Linked DNA regions of Homo sapiens: region 1 is linked to region 2. The links are chromatin loops, found by intact Hi-C in ENCODE. Cell type or tissue: CD14-positive monocyte. All regions are shown on one strand.

Region 1 (2,500 bases), 46 kb before region 2:
GACTCAGGCTCCGCGGCCAATGCCTGGACAGCAGACCAGGCGTTCCCGAACTTGCAGGCAGGACATTCAAGGCTGGAGGAGCGTCCTGGGGAGGCCGCCCTGGGCACTGCAGGATGCCTCCGTGGCCTCCAACCCACCCCTAGTGACAACCAAAAACATCTCCAGACGCCCCTAAACATCCTCAGGTGGAGCAACACCACCCCTGGCCTAGATGGGCTCTGAGGACAGAGCACCACCAGGACACCTGTCACTTATCATGTCCCCAAGCCCAGTCTGGGTCTCCTACAGCCAAAATCCAGTTCCTCGGTGCAAACCATGGACCCTGCCTTTCAGGAATCCCGGCAAAGGCACCATCCCCAGCGAATGTGGCCGCCCCTCGCTGCAGACAGCGCCTGGAGGTGTCTGACCGCCCTTCCCACCCACCCACGGTCCCCATGCCCGTGAGGAGCTGACCAGGCGCCACTAACCTTGGAGAGCCGCTGGGTCTTGCTTCTGATCCGCTCCTCCACCACCACCCGCCAGTCAGACGCCACGGCACTGCCAGGCTGAGAGACGGCTGCCTCTGGCAGGCACGGGGTGTTGGGACTTGGGGAGCCAGGTTGGGGAGTCCTCCCGAGGCACCCAGGCCTAGACAGCTCCTGGGCAGCCAGAGTCAGCACCTGGAGGGAGACAGGCCCAGGGCCGTCGCCACTGCTCCAGGGAAGAACATTTCCCAAGAGTCAAGTCAGCCAAAGCCCCAGAAACGGGCCCGGGGGCCCGCCCAGCCTGGGAGAAGGTGTGTTCTGGGAACAAGGAGAAAAGTCACTTCCCCGTAGCTCACAGCAACCGCGCCTTGGTAGGCGGGAAGGTGGGGAAGGTGGGCACCGTGCTCCAGGAGATGAGAACACGCCCAGGGCCGAGCGCAGCCTCATCCTAAAGCCACGCAGTCCCGCCACGCCAGAGCCACATGCCCTTATCCCAGGAAGTCGGCCTCACAGCAAAAGCAACGCTGCAGCGGCACGTGCCACGGGCGGGGGGACCTCAGAACATTGCAGAGAAGGCACCAAGGACCCATGTGCGCCTCCATCTCTAGGACACCTTCTCAACAGGCCAGCGCCAGACCGGAGGCTCCCAGGCTGGGAGGGTCGGGGCGACTGCTGACAGGGATGGGGTTTCCCTCTGGGGTGATAAGGACGCTCTGGGACTAGACAGAGGCGGCTGCGTGACACTGTGGATGTTCCGAACGCCACCCAAGTGTGCACCTTAGAACCAGTTACGGCTGAGGCGGGCGGATCACGAGGTCAGGAGATTGAGACCATCCTGGCTAACACAGTGAAACCCCGTCTCTACTAAAAATACACAAAATTAGCCGGGCGTGGTGGCGGGCGCCTGTAGTCCCAGCTACTCGGGAGGCTGAGGCAGGAGAATGGCGTGAACCCGGGAGGGGGAGCTTGCAGTGAGTCAAGATCGCGCCACTGCACTCCAGCCTGGGCGACAGAGCGAGACTCTGTCTCAAAAAAAAAAAAAAAAAAAAAAAAGACCAGTTACGGTGAGTTGTTCTCATGTTCTCAGTCTTTTTTGCTTTATTGTGGTAAAATATATACAAGATTTACCACGTTAACCCCTCCCCTCCCTTTTTTTTTTTTTTTTTTTTTTGAGATGGAGTCTCGCTCTGTCGCCCAGTCTGGAGTGCAGTGGCGCCATCTTGACTCACCACAACCTCCGCCTCCCAGGTCCAAGCAATTCTCCTGCCTCAGCCTCCCACGTAACTGGGACTACAGGCATGCACCACCATGCCCAGCTAATTTTTTGTGTTTTTAGTAGAAACAGGGTTTCACCATGTTGGCGAGGCTGGTCTTGAACTCCTGACCTCATGATCCGCCCGGCTTAGCCTCCCAAAGTGCTGGGATTACAGGTGTGAGCCGCCGTGGCCGGCTGCTTTTTTTTTTTTTTTTTTTTTTTAAAGAGACAGAGTCTTGCTCTATTGCCCAGGCTGCAGGGCAGTGGTGCCATCACGGCTCACGACAGCCTCAACCTCTGGGCTCAAGCCATCCTCCTGCCTCAGCCTCAAGAGTAGCAGGGACCACAGGCGCCCCACTCCCAGCTAATTTTCTTCTGGTGGAGATGACAGGGTCTTGCTATGTTGACCAGGTTGATCTCAAACTCCTGGGCTTGAGCAATCCTCCCACTTTGGTCTCCCACAGCACTGGGATGACAGGCATGAGCCGCCGCGCCCAGCCCGTTTTCCCCATCTTTAAGTGTACAGTTCCGTGGCATTAATAAGTACGTTCATGATGGGCAACCATCACCTCCGCCCTCGCCAGAACTCTTTTGCCTTCCCAAGCTGAAACTGTCCCCGTGAAACCCTCACTCCACATCCCCTCCCCAAGCCCCGGCAGCCCCGTCCGCTCTCCGTGAACTAGCTCCTCCGGACGGCTCGCTTAAGTGAAATCGAACGATATACAGGCCCTGGGGCTGCTTTAACTAAATGTTCTCAAGGCTCATCGTGTGGCAGTGCGTA
Region 2 (2,500 bases):
GCCCTCCCCTCCTTCCATCTCCACCTCCGCCTCCACCACGTCCTTGATCTGTGTCTGGGCTGGGAAGAGTGAGAGCAGCTACCCCAACGACATGAGACCCTTCCCTGGGGCCCCAACGTGTGTGCTGCTCTTCCCTTCCCTGAGGCCCCGACGTGTGTGCTGAGCTCCCCTTCCCTGGGGCCCCGAAGTGTGTGCTGCTCTCCCCTTCCCTGAGGCCCCGACGTGTGTGCTGCTCTCCCCTTCCCTGAGGCCCCGACATGTGTGCTGAGCTCCCCTTCCCTGGGGCCCCGACGTGTGTGCTGAGCTCCCCTTCCCTGAGGCCCCGACGTGTGTGCCGCTCTCCCCTTCCCTGGGGCCCCGAAGTGTGTGCTGAGCTCCCCTTCCCTGGGGCCCCGAAGTGTGTGCTGAGCTCCCCTTCCCTGAGGCCCCGACATGTGTGCTGAGCTCCCCTTCCCTGAGGCCCCGACGTGTGTGCCGCTCTCCCCTTCCCTGGGGCCCCGAAGTGTGTGCTGAGCTCCCCTTCCCTGGGGCCCCGAAGTGTGTGCTGAGCTCCCCTTCCCTGAGGCCCCGACATGTGTGCTGCTCTCCCCTTCCCTGGGGCCCCGAAGTGTGTGCTGAGCTCCCCTTCCCTGAGGCCCCGACATGTGTGCTGCTCTCCCCTTCCCTGAGGCCCCGACGCGTGTGCTGCTCTCCCCTTCCCTGATGCCCCGACGTGTGTGCTGAGCTCCCCTTCCCTGGGGCCCCGACGTGTGCGCTGCTCTCCCCTTCCCTGGGGCCCTGACGTGTGTGCTGCTCTTCCCTTCCCTGGGGCCCCGACGTTTGTGTGCTGAGCTCCCCTTCCCTGAGGCCCCGACGTGTCTGCTGCTCTCCTCAGCTCCTGGGGCTCCTGGGGCTGAGGGGCTGCATCTGTCTCAGCCTGGCCGTGACCCACTCAGCCGTGCTTCCCCTCTTTCAGCCGGTGGCTGCTGGCAGCGGAATCCCCCAGATCAAGTGCTTCCTCAACGGGGTGAAGATCCCCCACGTGGTGCGGCTCAAGGTGAGGGTGCGGTGGCCCTGGCTGGGCAGGGTGGGCGCCCGCTCTTTGCTGGTTCAGGAGCAGCTCTCTTGGCTGCCTGCCTTCCAGAACTGGCCTCAGCCACCCTGTGTACTGGTGGCACTGTGTGCAGATGGGCTGGCTGGGTGTGAAGGGGTCACCTTTTTTTCTGAAAGTGGTAACAACTGGTATTTGCACATATTAAATTACGTAAGAAATGAGTAGTCATACAGAAATGCTTGCGTGGTGCATGTGTGACACAGCTGTGCGACGCGTCTGTGACTGTGGGCTGCGTGGTGGTGACTGATTCACCGTGGAAGCTGTCGTGGTAGTGGGCGTGTAGCAGTTTCCCGCTTTCAGTTTGCCTCATGGTCATTTACACTTGGTGTTATCAGAGCATCTGGTTCTGGAGGTGCTGGGAGTCCTGACCCAGTTCCGCTGTGGTTGCTTCTGTCTGTGCCGCCATCGTTCCTTAGCCTGAGACTTGCCGCAGCCCCGTCCCGTCTGAGGATGGGTGGGCAGCATGGCCGCTGCCCCCTGGGGGTGCTTCCGGGGCCTGGTCCCCGTGGCCAAGGAGCGGGACCAGTGTGTCCCCTCTGGCGAAAGCTCCCAGGTGACCTTGGGGTGCCCCTGCCCTGTGGTGGGAGATCAGGTTTACTGGAGCAGCTGGGAATGGCGACCCGCCTGTCACCCGCGCCAGGCTGGCCTGAACCTTCTTGGATGTTGCTCTATAACTTTTGTTGGCTGAGGGTTGAGTTTGCTCGGCATCTTTAACATACAGTCCTCCCCCACACACTCAGCGCCCTTGTGTTTAGGGTCTGCGCCCTTGTGGGTTCTGCCCTGGGGCAGGGAGGCTGATAAACACCTTACACACCTTCTCAGGTGGAGAGGATGAGGCCCCTGGGGGCGGGGAGCAGCCGAAGGGAGAGGGGGCATCGTGGAGCCGCAGGTGACCAGCCTTCCAGTGCCAGGGGTGTATGAGGAGCCTTGCTAGGCGGGGCTAGCGGGAACACCTCCCCTGTGCTGGCCACGCTGGCGGAGGCAGGTGTGCCTGTAGGATGCGGTGGGCGGCCCAGCTTTGCCTCAGGAAGGAAGGAAACGAAAGAACCCCTTGCCTGCTCAGTGCTGAGGCCACAGAGGGCAGGTCCCCCGAGTGAGTGCGGGGGACGCTTGGCTGCTGTTTAGCTCCACTGTGGCCATGGGGAGACCCAGCCTGGGGGTGCTGGCCCCCTCCCGGAGGCCCCGTGTCCCAGCCACTCTGCCTGATCGGGGCTGTGTGTGCTGTTTTACGGCTCAGGTCCAAAGACAGCGCCTGCCTTTTCATCAGAGGCCATGCGTCTCCCTGTGTTTCAGACGTTGGTGATCAAAGTGTCCGGTGTGATCCTGTCCGTGGTCGGGGGCCTGGCCGTGGGAAAGGTAACAAAGTGCACATGGCCACTCCAGCTGGAGCCTGAGGCCGCCGGGCCC

Evidence for each region. A loop is a pair of places that touch in the nucleus more often than their neighbours do. Peaks named below come from ENCODE experiments on the same cell type or tissue, not always from the same donor. Only the 100,000 strongest peaks of a DNase experiment are listed, where the experiment ranks them.
Region 1: it touches region 2 in a loop (1.8-fold over the local background); 2 of 110 quality-filtered maps call a loop at or near these places.

Annotation. Positions count from the first base shown.
Region 1 is chr16:1,503,569-1,506,068 of GRCh38, reverse strand. TELO2 (telomere maintenance 2) reads right to left here. Exons shown (of 21, transcript NM_016111.4): 16 at 468-659. Among named protein-coding and RNA genes, the nearest start is that of TELO2, 11 kb to the right of the region's middle. RefSeq lists an enhancer at 13-182. In CD14-positive monocyte, no CTCF peak of the experiment used is centred here; no DNase peak of the experiment used is centred here.
Region 2 is chr16:1,457,643-1,460,142 of GRCh38, reverse strand. It overlaps CLCN7 (chloride voltage-gated channel 7), which reads left to right. Exons shown (of 25, transcript NM_001287.6): 7 at 956-1,036; 8 at 2,387-2,449. Among named protein-coding and RNA genes, the nearest start is that of CCDC154, 14 kb to the right of the region's middle. In CD14-positive monocyte, no CTCF peak of the experiment used is centred here; a DNase peak (open chromatin) is centred at 1,312; H3K27ac peaks cover 288 bases.